Regions from separate parts of the Homo sapiens genome. Here all the other regions are linked to region 2. Evidence: chromatin contacts called from ENCODE Hi-C data. All regions are on one chromosome and are shown on one strand. The core of a region is the stretch at or near the end of the contact, and the rest is flanking DNA. Distances in the headings are between cores, read along the strand shown.

Region 1 (4,955 bases), core at 2-2,501, 4.4 Mb after region 2:
AAAGAAGTGGACAACTAGGGATAATCAGAATACTAAAGAATCTAGTAAACAAAACAAACAAACAAAAAAACACGCCTGTTTTCAAGATGGATACCAAAATGGAACAGGAAAACACACAAAGAATTGGATGAGAAGGAACAGAGACTAGATGAAGAGGACGGGGAGGAACAGGGAACAGACCAAGGACTGGCAGAGAAGGAACAGGGCACACACGTAAAAGTGAACGAAAAGCAACAAGACAGCCAAATTTCTTAAGTGTAACATAAAACTTGGTTAATTACAGACAGGCAACACATGCCGATCAAACCAAGAGGGAGGGCGCTGGACCACACTGGGCTCTTTTTTGAGGACCACAGGGCAGCGGCTGGAGGCTAAAGCACAGACTTGGCTGGTGTGAGTGGCACACTTAATTAAGGTCACTTTCCTGTAAAACTGGTTTCCAGAGACAAGGGTCAGCGGCGGGGCCAGCATCTTTTAGAAAGGTGTGAGGAAAGGTACGTGGAGGGAAAGTTGTCAGTGTGATCTTATTTCTTGACAGAAGTTTGACTTTTGATATTTCAAATCCTGCTGATGAAAAAAGAAAAAAACCTAACATGTGCTCATCCCGCTTTCGCACAAGAGTCTGTCCCGGGCTCGGCAGCTCCCCCGGGGCTGGACAGGGCGGAGCGGCGGACGTCGGACAATGCGCGCCACCTCACAGAGCCGGGCGCGGCGGGCCTCCAGCCACAAGGGGAGGGCGCCGGGCTGCACATGGGCCCCTCGGGGAGGCGAGGCCTGCGGGCGAGCCCTTCTGAGGGCAGGGGGTGAGGGGGCGGCGCCCGCCAGCCAGGACAGCATCCTGCCGCCGTGACAAGCACGCCTCCGGTTGCCAAAACAACCCAAAAATGTGCCTCAAAACACGTTCGCAAAGCCCCGGGCCGGCCGGTCGCCTGCCTCTCACCTAGCCCGACCGCCCGACGTCCTACTGCCGAGCGAGGGCGAGCAAGCCAATGTGCCTAGCCTCCTTTCCCCGATCCTCCCCGCCCCGCCTTCCCGCTTCTCCCGCCCCCGGATAGCTCAGCAGCCTCCATTTTCCAGATCTTTCTCGAACCCGCAGCTTCTTGGGCAGCCGTTGCCCGAGTGCTGACGGAAGCGGCCGAAGTCCGGGCCCGGAGCTGGCTCGGGCGCGGAGCGGAGGCTCGCGCGCCTCCCGGGCAGCCGAGCGCGCAGGCGCAGGTCCCAGTAACCGCCGGTTGGAGGCGGCCGAACCGCAGTAGGGAAAGACCCAGGCTGCGGGACGCGGTGCAGGCTGCGGCGCTGACGGCCTCTGCTCCTTCCGCGGGTTTCCGACTCCCTGCCCTAGATTTTCTGCTTAGCGACTTGGGGTCCCCTCTCGTTTGCTTCTGGTAGGAGTCGCAATCCCAGCAGCAATAGCCCAGAAGAGGACACGGTTCCCGTACCGAAGGGTTCAGTACCAGCAGCCCGACCATCACGCGGCGGGATGTCTGTGGTTGGCATTGACCTCGGCTTTCTCAACTGCTACATTGCTGTCGCGAGAAGTGGCGGCATCGAGACCATCGCCAATGAGTACAGCGACAGGTGTACCCCGTAAGTGCCTCTGCTGAGCATCACCTCGACCCTAAGAAACGTTTTTCTCTCCCGTCCTTAACGTTTGTCCTGTCTGCTCGCTTCCTCGGATTTTCCCCTAACGTGCGCCGAACCCCGAGATGACAGGTGCAACCCGTCAACCGCAGTCCCTAGAGACCGCCGGGTGGCAGTCGGACTTCCTCGCCCCGCAAAGCTTCTTTTCCTTCAAGGACGAGGGACCGCACTAGTTTGCGCAGCTCTCTTTTCTGTACCTACGCACGTCCCCTGCCTCGTGCCGCTGTCCCCCAACGCCTCTTTTGCTTGCGAGGAAGAGGTTGCTGTGGGACAGCCCCTGGCGTCCGGAATATTGAGAAAGATCTCCGGTTGCCTCTAACGAGGTTTACGTGGGATTATCGGCCCCGCGCCAGCTGCCCTCCTTCCTTTCCCCGTCCCTCTGGGTGACAGCTTTTTCTCAGAAAAGTAAAAAGTCAGCTTCGGCTGCACACGTCAGAGATGAATTGCAGGTTCATCTGGCCCCGAAAGCCTTTTTTTTTTTTTTAAGGGCGGGGAGTGAGGCATGTGGGGTTTTACAAAACCCAGTGCCCTTGAGAACTGCAGGTAATGGAGCCGGTTTACAGGGCCAGGTCAATGGTGCATTGATAGGGAGAGCCTCGGGATGGGAGTCACTGGCCTTGTGCATTGGTAACTACGTCAGTTGCTGGAATGCGGCGGGGTTGGGTCGGACCAAAAGCGTGTTTCTGCAGAGTGAATTGCCGGAGTCGGGGGCAGCTGTCCCGTATAAACATGACTGTGGAGTGATTCTATTATGAACGCTTAATGAAAGGCTTAGGAGGAGCGGCGTTATGTCATGGAAACATGTTTCCACATGTTCCGTTGTTTCTCTGGCCTGGGAAGTTTGTTGGCAAGGAATATAATGAAGTAATTCTGAAATATGAAAAACTAGTTGCTGCTTATAGGCTGCTGTTACTGGTAATTTTATGAGGAAACCAACTGTATGAAACCTATATTACTTTTTATGGAAAGGTAATTTGGCATCTTAATTTGACCGTTCTGAATGGTCCAAAATATAATACCTTAACTATACTAAAACAAGGTCAGTGTCCAATGGTCTTTAAATGCCTCATTTACTATTCTATGGAAAGCTTTAAAATATGGCAAAAAGATGTTGAAGAGTAGCTCACTTGAAGCAGTCTGTGCTTTGATTTCTTTCCAAGAAGATTCTAGAAGGTTTTATACCTTTTTTCGTAGATGTACACGTTTCTTCTATTGAAATTTTAAACGTTTTGGACGTTTATATTTTCAATACATGGGCATAGATAAGGTAATCCTCAATAATGTTTGAACTCTTCTACTTTTTACATCTTTTTCTGGCTTTTATGCACAGTGAGAGGCCGAAACAGTAACTGTGAAGTCGATGAATTCGTCTCTACAAGGTTTTATATTAAGCCACAACAAATACTGGCTTTCGCCAGAAACAGACCGGAAATTCCACTCTCCACCTTCAGCAGAGTAGGGGTTAAAAATGGGAGCAATCTTTGGCTTCATTGACTCTCAACCTATAGAGAAAAAACTGAGAGGTAGGGTGGACATTCTTTTAGTCCTTAAAGCCATATCCTAAAAGATCAGAAACCAGAACAGTAAGAAAGATCGATCTGCATTTCCAGGCTGAGAAATCTCTTTAGCAGTGAGTGAACCTGTGATTCTTTAAAGATCCTGGCCGGCCAGACTTAGTTCTTTAAAAAGTGGGCTTCTAGAGTCTTCTAAAAGTCTCTTTGTTATTGTACTTAGGCATATTCGCTGGTTCTGTGTGGTTGAGAAGTAATGTGATATTTCTGATTTGTGTGCTAGAAAGCCAATAGTAATATCTAGATTTAATGAGCCTAATCTAAACTAGAAAGTTCTTAAAAAGTGAAAGGATATTCTCACTTAGCTTGCATCAGCAACTCTTCTCTCCATGGCTGGGCACTGTCACTTACCTCAGAAGTGTATCTTTTGTTGTTTCTGAACAAAAGTACTTCATGGTAGTGTAGTGCTCTTACACTATGTATTACTTTGTGGGTCCAATTGTTGAGGAAAAACATAGCCCTTCCGGGCCTCAGGACATTTATCCATCAATTCAACACCGATCATGCAAAAAGCATTGTAACTATTAGATAACCTTTAACTTCTCTAATACACCACAGTATTTAATAACACACATAAATAAAATGTTAGCTTTGCAAATAAAATGTTTTTCATATTCCAATTGCTTACATCAAGGTAATGTGACATATTTTCTAAGATGTGAATACATTATAAAATGATCCTATGAAAAGAGGAAAGAAATGTTCAATTTAGTTGTTTTCAGCATTCATACATTTTACGTTTCTTTCATTAACATATTTGATTGCTTATGGTTGAGAGGATTCCATATAAACCAAGAAGGACAGTTTAATGAAAAAGAACCAAGTTTTGGCCTATAATTAAGGGACAAAAGACAAGTTAATTTAACCTATTTAATTCAGATTCACCTTCTGTAAAGTTAGAGTGTTTATACTAGCCTCTCATCTCCTGCATAAGTTGAAGAGGGAGAGAGAAATTAACCTGCATAAATTGAAGAGACAAAATAATTTTCCTGAACATCTTATTGAAAAATTATTACATAATAATATGTGCTCATTATAAAAAATACTGGCACATTAAAAGGTGAAATTAAAAATTTAATTCCTCCAGATGGTTTTCTGTGTGTGTTTTCAAAGGGAAGGGGAAGTATTTACTTTATGTTTAGTAACCTTTTTCTTTTTTTCTTTTTTTTTTTAAGACGTAGTCTTGCTCTTGTTGCCCAGGCTAGAGTGCAGTGGCGCGTTTTCAGCTCACTGCAACCTCCGCCTCCTGGGTTCAAGCGATTCTCCTGCCTCAGCCTCCCGAGTAGCTGGAATTACAGGCAACGACCACCACGCCTAGCTATTTTTGTATTTTTAGTAGAGACGGGGTTTCACCATGTTGTCCAGGCTGGTCTCGAACTCCTGACCTCAGGTGATCCACCCGCCTCGGCCTCCCAAAGTGCTGGGATTACAGGTGTGAGCCACTGCACCCAGCCTATGTTTAGTAACCTTTTTCTATGTAAAACATACATATTTCTATACTATCAGTTGTAGTGTCTGTATAATCATGATAATTTAATCCATAGCCTAATAATTCAGGTTGTTTATGATACTTTGTAAACAGTGTTGCAATAACTATCTTTGTAACTAAATTTTTGATCCTTCAAGTAAATTCCTAGAAGTAGAATTACTGAGTGTCCACATTTTTAAAGGCCTGGTACATGTCTGCATTGTTACTTAAAACAATTAGAATTTCCATCCCAGGCTTAAGTATACCAAGGTGAT
Region 2 (4,419 bases), core at 1,836-4,335:
CCACTTCCAGAATTTGAAACCAATACGGAACATTCGTATTTCAAATAAGGCAGAAGGATGAGAATTACGCTTATGAAAATGAAGAGAATGTTTATGGAAAATTTACAGAATAGGTTGGTCTATTTCTGTCAACTACAAAGATTGTTTACAAAAGGAAACTGAAAATAAAATGGCCTATCCTTGCCAGCTTTTCTTGGGAAGTATAGTAATATAGTGACTATTGCCCTAAAAGGAAAGTAAAGAGAACTTAGTTTCCATTACCGGTCTTCATTGATTTATGACATGCTTATAAGCTAACTCATCAATGTCTGTGATTATTTAGTTTGTGTGTTTGTTTCTCAACAAGATAAAAAGACTGTGATACATTTATTTATCATGACTTCACAGAAACATTAGGAGAATTAATAACGTATTATTTTTCAAAAGCTTGGAACACATGATTGTTATTTTTATTTTGGCAAATAAAGTAGATACATGAATAAGTTAAGCTTCCTATAACTGTATTAATTTTTTTTTTCTTTTTGAGGCGGAGTCCAGCTATGTCGCCCAGGCTGGAGTGCAGTGGCGCGATCTCGGCTCACTGCAACCTCTGCCTCCCGGGTTCAAGCGATTCTCCTGCCTTAGCCTTCTGAGTAGCTGGGATTAGAGGCACAGACCACCATGTCCAGCTAATTTTTTGTATTTTTAGTAGAGACCAGGTTTCGCCATGTTGGCCAGGCTGGTCTCCTGACCTCTGGTGATCAGCCCACCTCAGCTTCCCAAAGTGCTGGGATTACAGGCGTGAGCCACCATGCCTGGCCATTTTTTTTTTTAATCACTAGAAGTTGTGAGGAGTTACTGAATTTTTTTCATTTCACTTTATTCTTTTTCAAAACTCAAATTAACACAAGCGATGGCTAATCTTGTTTTCACATGAAAATTAAGGACAAGTCAGGGCTCACTTTCCATTCCACTTTATTTAGACATATCTTAATAAACTAAAAATTATTATAAGATTTTTCCCATTGATATTTGCATTGTTTTTCATTTTTGGAAAAATTTCATACTTCCGTTATCCATTTTTAGTCAAGTTACAATGTAATTAAACTTACCAAGTGAAAAACAATGTATACTTTAAGCTAAAAATTTAGAATTTCTACAAAGTCTTATAGTTGCGGGGAATCAGGAGAGGCAAGTTTCATTCAATGTCTTTTAGAACCAAGGTGACAGAGCTATACGTACATTTATTTGTAATGTAATATTTAGAGAAAAACATATTAATGCATTTTAGTGCTAAATGACATGGAGGGTTATTGATCAACTCTGTACAGCATATTTAATTTCTTAATACAACATGACCCATGGTGATGGTGTTTTAGATAAAAATCTCATGGATTTGATTATTATAATTTAAAAATACTTGATCTAATGAAAATTATTTTAATACATTTCTGGTTGAAATAGAGTGTATTTGCAATAGAAATCTTTCAAATATATTTTGTAGGATTTATGAAGGTAGAATGTTCAGTGCTCCCTCTCCAGGTTTTATCATATTGGTGAACTGACCTCTCAGCTCACAACTGTGGTAATAGTTTTGAAGAACCAAATAAGATACTCTGATAGGATAGTCTATTTTTGATTTGTCTATTCCAAATACATTCACAAGAAACCTATCCATCACTAGTAAAATTTCATTACATCCCCAAATCTAATGAGATCTATGAAAAAAATACAATGAAATCAATTTTATTCTTTTAAATAGCCTATTTTAATACAATTCATAATATTAAGAGTGAATATGTAGCTTTTTGGCTTGATTCTTATTCTATGCTATTTTCTAATGATGCTTTTTTATTGTTATTCATGTTCTTAACAATGCTCTGTGTTCTTCAGAGGCAATTCCAAACACAACTTTAATTTTTGAAAGTGCTCAGACATTTGAAAGTCCTGTGTGTGTGCGTGTGTGTTATGTATGTATATATTTATAGTTTCAACAGAACCACTTGCTATTGTAAATGAGACTAAAAATGTACTTTGAACTAAAAATTTCCATACTTATATGTTTATATGATTTAGATTCTAGAGTTTTGTTATTGTTTGCTTTGTTTTGCCAGACTTTAAGCTACTCCTGATATATAGTACCTGGAAAAATATTTCCTTTCCACTAAGTTTTTGGTCTTTAGGTGGCTTTTAAAAGTTTCTACGGAACCTTCAATTCCACAAAAAGTTATCCTCACTGCAGCATGAAAAGGCACAACTTTGATAATAAATGCCTAAAATCCCATAGTTTGTAAGAAAGTAGAAATCAAGTTTCCTACTTAAAGTGTTTTTTTTCCAGTCATATCAGCTATTACTAAGAATTATAAAACTTCTTGATAAATTTTTTCTATTCTAATTAATTGACTTTTAGCTAATTAAAAAATATACGGGTTTGTATTTTTTGCAAAATTATACAACTATATTACAAAATTGAAAGAATTTGGTTTTTTCTCCATGTGCTTGATTTTTGGGAAATCATATAACAAGCCAAGGTAAAGCAATTATTTAAAAAACCCACAGCAGAAAATTTCACCTTTATTACATATGCTTATATTACATTTGCAGTAAGGAGTGCCACCTTTTGAACTTTAGGTTTCACATATTCTGAACTTTGTTGTAAATAGGAACTGTAATGTTATATAATCATCTTTTTGTGTCAATATACGTTTTCCCTCTAGTTGGTCAGAAGTGATGGCTTGGCATACAACTTTTTTCATTTTCTTTTATTCTTCACAATTCTTTTCTAATTCAACTTAAGAGTAGAGTCCACCAATCCTTTTAATTGAGATCGACAACTGAAGATTGCTAACTAAATCCGAATGTATTCCTCTATGACAAACTGCATTTGCAGAATTTTTAGAGGCACTCCCGAAGTTTTAAGAGGATGTTTATTACACGAGTCTGTAGGGCAACATTTCCAAGTTGGTACACATAAACGAAAGAGGAAACGATAGTTAAGGAAATCCTGTTCCAGGTTTTCGGGCAGCCCGAGTGATTGACACATGATATCACCGGAGGCGTGTCCTGGAGTGGAGGTGGAGGTGGAGGCAAGGAGCTGAAATTCTGCGTAGCCGGAGTGAGACCGCTCTGCAAACCACTGCGTGCTTTGCAGAGTGATTATCAGCACAGTTCCCTGCCCTGGATAAGGAACAGCTACAGTCGCTGTTAAATGTGCCTGAAAAGCAATTTGCAATCTTTGCATTAGGTAAGTACCGTTTCCTTCCGTAGACATTTTAGGAAAGATAAGGTGAGAAATGTTGACTTTTGCAAGGAACTGAACATTTATTTATTTGAACTTGCTTTCCAGCTAAGGTTACTGGTTGCATTTCAAAACACCGGTAGCATTCCCACTGCTAAAACTAATGCTCTTAAAGTAAATGCTACCGCTAAAAGAAAAAGCAGGGTCCCTTTCACCTTTCCTTAACCGAACAGTAGACGTTTAAAGTCTGAAACGATCGAATTTGTGAAACACAGAGCCGTTAATGCCTTTATGCGAAGAGGGGCTAGCACTCGGTGTGTGGACCAAATGCGTGTTTGTTTAGGCATTGTTGGCGACCGAATCCCGAGTGAAGCATTGGTTTAAAACCTGAATTTCCCGTCTCTGTGTATTGATTCCTAACGCGCAGAGGCGTTGCTTGAACGTTGTTTGAACTCCTAGGCATTCCAGGGGGCAAAAGCACCTCGGCAAAAACGTGCAGGACTGCATGTTACTTTGGTTCGCGGCTGACACGCCGACTGTGCGCCGGCCTGTCAATCACCGGGAGCAGCAACAGGGAGCACATGGCAACGGGCTGCGGGCGAGCTGGCCAGCGGCCCGCCCGGGGTCCCAGCCCTTCGAAGAAAGGGACATTCACGAGCTTCTATCTCTAATTCTCTGTCGCAGGCATTTCGGCCGTGGAACCCCAGGCTCGGAGGACTGGGTGTGAGCGCTGCCCGGGAGAGGCTGACCTGCCGGGACCGGAGTGCCCGGGGACGCTGTGCCCCCACTTGCCCAACGTGCGGAATCGGCTAAGCGCGTCGGCCTGCGCGGGGCACAAGGGACGACGCCCGCCTTTCTCTCTCCGAGAAGGATCCCCAAACCTCACTCTCTTCACTCCTCCCCGCTAAAAAAAAAAAAAAAAAGAAAAGGGTAAAAAAATCCCCCTCCCCCTCCCGGCCGCGGCAGCCTCTGCCTGGCAGGCGCGTGCTCCGAGGTTTCGCCGGGGTACTGCGCGGCTCCGTGACCCACCCGCCGACGGCGGTTCGGGCCCCGACCCGGGCGCTGCGGAGTCTCGAACGCCCGTGACGTGGATTTTTCGCTCGTCAGGAAGCCGCCATCCCTTCCTTCGTTCCTTGCGAGGAGCGACTAGAACCCGAGTTCTCTGAGCACACCGTGCCGTCAGCTGGCCCGTCACGCACTCG
Region 3 (4,709 bases), core at 1,372-3,871, 4.9 Mb after region 2:
CTCGGCTCACTGCAACCCCCACCTCCCGGGTTCCAGCAACTCTCCCTGCCTCCGCCTCCCGAGTAGCTGGGATTACAGGCACCCGCCACCACGTCTAGCTGATTTTCTTGTATTTTTAGTAGAGACGAGGTTTTGTTATATTGGCCAGGCTGGTTTCGAACTCCTGACCTCTGGTGATCCACCCGCCTCGGCCTCCCAAAGCACTGGGATTACAGGCATGAACCACCACGCCTGGCTTTAATTTTTAATTTCTATCACAGAACAAACGTTTGCCACTGGAGGCTGCCAAACTGTTTCTATGACTGTCTCTCTTAGCTATTTTCAGATACTGCCAAGGCATAATGTGTGAGGACTAATACGATTCTTTGTACTAATACTTTGTTTTCTTCAGTGGCAGTTCAGACAGGGTACAAAAGCTGATCTTTTAGCTGGGTAAGGTCTATATTAAAAATTTAAACCTGTACAGGATTTCTAATCACTTAACACATTTTAATACCAATGGGGGAAAAGCTTGAACTAGGTATAAAATGCTGTCTAAATCCTTGATTTAAAAAAAATTTACTTCGCTTGGCCTGTTTAAATACTGTACTTTGGCCCTGTTCTCTTGTCCCACGTGTGCTTAAGTAAACAAAAATGTATTAACCATTTCAGTTGATATAAGTAGGCAGACACCTTGTGTTCACATTTATGTAACCAGAAGCAAAAACTCTGTAAGCTATGTATTTACTTGGTTGGATTAAATGTGTATATATACACAGAAGTACAAACAACTAAGAAATAAATTACATAATTCAACACCAAAAATCTCCTATTTCTTATCCCTATTCCAATGAACAAACTACAAACCAAAGCACTTCTAAAATATCTTCCAGCTATCAAGCACTGAAATCAGAAGTATATATTTTTAAGTGTCAATAAATCTTATACACCTACAGATTAAATTAAGGAGAAAACCAGCTTACTTCCAGACTGCCAACCCTATGACTTTAAGGCTTGGAGGTACTCTCTCCAATAACAGGTCACTTTAGGTCTCTAATTTAATTATTTATTCTTATTGTAGTCACCACTTTTTTTTAAAGCTTAGTATTAATCAGTGCACAACCAGGATGCACAATGTTGCTCAACTGTATGATATACCAACAGGTTCCATGAGTCTGGGGTTTATTAACATAATCCAAAATGTATGCTACAACCACACTGTAAAAAAAGGGCGTCTAAATCAACTACCCTACACAAAGTTCCCTGAAAACAAAGTTCTCTCAAAACAAAGTTCTAAAAATCTTTAACTTGCATAACTGGCACATGGGGGTATAAATCTACAACTCTTCTAAGTTTTTTCTCCTTAGTTCTGCTAAGTGAAAACACAAGTCATTATCAACGTGTACTTGAAAAGAGAAAAAAAAAGAAAAAAGAAACCAGAGACACGCCTGCTGGGTATAGGAGCTCCACCCCCAAAACTCAAGGTGAATATCCTTACCAGTCTTTAATAAGCTCTGCATTCTGGTCTGTTCTCATCCCACATACCTTGTTAATCATGGAAAGCAACTCCGAACTAAAACTGGTTTAAAGAGAGTCCGAGGTGTTGCTTATACGTCTGGACTTCAGAGACTGGAGGGTTGGGACTTTACATGCCCCTAAACGTGGCCTTACGGAGTAATACAGCGAGGGAAAAAAGGAGATCAGTGGCAAAAAAAAAAAAAAAGGGGGCAAGGAAAAGAAAACGGTGAATTACAGAGCCCAAAACTTTAGTTTAGGTCCCAACTTCAGAAATCTCCCTTCCCTGGTGCCCCATCCATCCCAGGAATCAGGAGACTCAAAAAAGGTTAAGGGCCAGCGTTGACCTGTGACAACTAAAACGATTTTGAAAAATCCAGCCAAAGAAACAAAAAAAAAAGGCTGCGAGGAGAAATGGGATGGAAGAAAGATGAATGCTGAGAGCTGGTCTCTGGGGCGCCACCGGGGACCCTGGTTTCGGGGGAAGAACTGGAGGTGCCCGTAGCTGCGGGGGGACGGTGTGTGTGTAGGGGCGGGATGGGCCGTCCCAGGTGCGGCGGCCGAGGCGCGGGGGTCCCGGAGACGAGAAGGCTGGGCAAACTAACCCGGTGCCCAGAGGCCTCCCTGTCCGAAGGGGGTTGTGCTTCAGCTGCAGGGGGTCCTTCCCCTCCCCTTCCAACTCCTCACCCGGGCCGTAGAACTTGCTGCCTTTGGTCACGTCGAAGACTTTCCCATTGACCGCGAGCAGGATGCGCGGGTTGCGGGAGCCGTCGTACTGGCGCAGCTGCTCCAAGCTGAAGTCCCGCTTCTTCATGCGAGGCAGAGAGGTGGCGGGGCTCTCCTCGCCCGCCCCGGCCCCGGCCCCCAGACCCCGCCGCCCCCAGCGCACCCACAGCCGGTAGGCCCCCAGCAGCACCAGAGCCACCAGCGCCACGTTCAGCAGCATTTCCCCGCCCCCCGTCAGAAGCGCCAACGCCGCCGCCGCCCAGCCTCCCCCTTCCGCTGCCGCTCCCGCGTCGCCTGGACTCTCGCTGCCGCCGTCGTTGCTGCTCTCGCTGCCACTCCCCAGGGTGCCTAGCTTCACGTCCCCATCACCAGCCGCCATCACTGCCCGCCAGCGCCTTCCTCCTCCTCCCCGCCCCCTGCCCTCCCCAACCCCACGGCCGGCCCCGCCCATCTGGGGGCCTCTCAGCCAATAACGTGAGAAGAGGGGGCGGGGTCAGGCCGGCTCCTGATTGGGTGTTGACGGGGTAACGTTGTCTCGGATCTCCCGCCCCCTCCCTTCTTTCGCTGGCCGCGCACGCGTGCAACGCCCCGCCCACCTCGCCCCACACTTCCCTGCTCTCACTCCAAGCCTCCGCTAGGTTAAGTAGACGAGCCGGGCGGGTCTGAAGAAAAGATGCTACGACGGCCGCGCGGACGCTCATGGGCGGGGCGAGACCACAGCGCGTGCGCGGGCTCCTGAGCGCCACGCGCTCGCCTTTCGTTCGTAACCCCTGCGGGAGGCACGCCCCGCCCAGTCTCCAGGCTCTGCGCGTGCGCCCTGGAATCGCTTCCCTTCCTAGGCCTGCGTTCGCGTCCGCAAACTCCCGCCTCCTTGCGCTCCCCCCGCCCGGGAGCTTCACGTGCGCCTTGGCGGCCGCGGGGGCAGGTCCGGGCTGGACGCCTGGCGGAGGACGCGGGCAGGTGGCTTGTGGGAGGCTGGGGCATAGTTGAGCTGCAAGGCGCAAACCGATGAGGGGCGTCTGCTTTTCACCAGGGCGCCGTCGCTTTTGTCGGGAAACCGGCAGCGTAGGCGCGCAGACCGGGAAGCGGCAAGAAGATTTGGCCACGAGCTGGGGTCTTCCTGGAACGGAGAGAAAGCACGGAACCCGCACCGGGCTTCTCTGGCATCGGCAGTCTACGTGCTCCTCGCGCTGGCACCGAGCAGCCACTCCCCGCTGGGTTTGGCAAAGGCTGCTCTTGTAGAATTTTAAAGGATTTAGAGTCTCATTATTCCTTGAATCATAACTTCTGCGGCCGTAGGGAAGTGGACAGGTTGAGGTGGTCTTTCTATTCGTCATTCACTCTTATTTGCAGGTTCTGTTTCATGTACTTGGACGTCTTTTAGCCTCTCACACCTTGAAATTCTAGTGTGAAAAAGTGACCTCTGAAGTCTCACGCACTCAACTCGTTTGACGAACTCGTTTGACGTGTTCTCTCTTGCCCTTTGTTGTCTGTTGTCTTGAGTCTCATAGAATAGGTTTGAACCTTTCACTGTCGGTTTTGTAGGAGTCACTGAGGATATTGACGAGGCAAGTGACAGGGTCGACACTCTTGTAGAGAGGCTGTATAGCAACCAGGTGTCTGAAGGATTAGAGGCTGGGGAAAGAGTGGGAAAGCAGTTAGTAGGCTAGGGTATTTGTGCGTGAGGTGAGGAGACTCAGAGCTAGGGGAGACATTAGAGCAGGGGTTGGCAAACATTTTTTGTAAAGGGCCCGATCATATTTTAAGTCTCTGCCTTAACTACTCAGCTCTACCTTGTAACGAGAAAGCAGCCATAGACAATACTTGAATGAGTGTAGCTGTCTTCAGTAAAACTATGGACATTGAATTTTTAATATAATTTCAGGTATGAAATATTCTTTTGATTTTTAAGAAAATCATTGAAATATGTAAATTTTTTTTTTTTTAGTTCTGGAGAGGTGCAAAAACAACTTATAAGCCATATTGCTGAGCCCTGCATTAGAGGTACCTGAGGGAGAGCGACACAATTGGTAGTAAATGACCATATACTCTATCCTTCAATATGGAACACTTTTGGAAGTAAAGTAGGGCATTAATAATTATAGCCAGAGACCAGGAGTTATATCAGTTTTATCCCAGGCAAACCTAAAGGAATAGTCACCTTAAGGTTAAGGGTTAGGAGAAGTCAAAATTGCTTTAGGACTTGGTAACAGAAAATGGGAGGTGCCAGTGATGGAAATAGGAAGATAAAGAAGAAACTGGTTTTGAGGAGAAGATAGCTGTAGCAGTCCCAAGAGCTGTATACAGTTGAGACAACATTGATAGGAAGGAAGAAAGCACCCCAGAAGCAGGCCACTCCTTATATCTTATTGACCAGAACTGGGCTATTAGCTGTCCCTAAAGCAGTAACAGACAAGGAGCATGGGACATCCATGATTGCCTAGTGTTTATCTGGCTTTTTTAATTCTTATTCAGGACTGTGTTGAGCA

Evidence for each region. Hi-C counts contacts between places; a loop is a spot of excess contacts on that map. Pooled maps may share reads with other maps.
Region 1: a loop to region 2 is called in a map with no recorded cell type, with 16 times the contacts of the local background. The contact joins the promoter of HSPA4L here to the promoter of SPRY1 in region 2. A Hi-C loop is called at or near these places in 2 of 37 single-sample maps with no recorded cell type and 5 of 50 pooled maps.
Region 3: a loop to region 2 is called in a map of CD8-positive, alpha-beta T cell, with 11 times the contacts of the local background. The contact joins the promoter of PGRMC2 here to the promoter of SPRY1 in region 2. A Hi-C loop is called at or near these places in 2 of 168 maps with a recorded cell type or tissue (CD8-positive, alpha-beta T cell and naive thymus-derived CD4-positive, alpha-beta T cell) and 8 of 50 pooled maps.

Annotation. Positions count from the first base shown.
Region 1 is chr4:127,781,071-127,786,025 of GRCh38, forward strand. HSPA4L (heat shock protein family A (Hsp70) member 4 like) reads left to right here and starts at 1,252. Exons shown (of 19, transcript NM_014278.4): 1 at 1,252-1,587. The coding sequence starts at 1,481. RefSeq lists silencers at 613-782, 1,063-1,132 and enhancers at 1,273-1,422, 1,322-2,314, 1,923-2,002, 3,414-3,653.
Region 2 is chr4:123,393,710-123,398,128 of GRCh38, forward strand. It overlaps SPRY1 (sprouty RTK signaling antagonist 1), which reads left to right and starts at 3,086. Exons shown (of 3, transcript NM_001258038.2): 1 at 3,086-3,223; 2 at 3,902-4,147.
Region 3 is chr4:128,285,192-128,289,900 of GRCh38, forward strand. PGRMC2 (progesterone receptor membrane component 2) reads right to left here and starts at 2,622. Exons shown (of 3, transcript NM_006320.6): 1 at 2,182-2,622. The coding sequence starts at 2,599. RefSeq lists silencers at 2,262-2,321, 2,502-2,551, 2,562-2,741, 3,062-3,251, 3,623-3,917.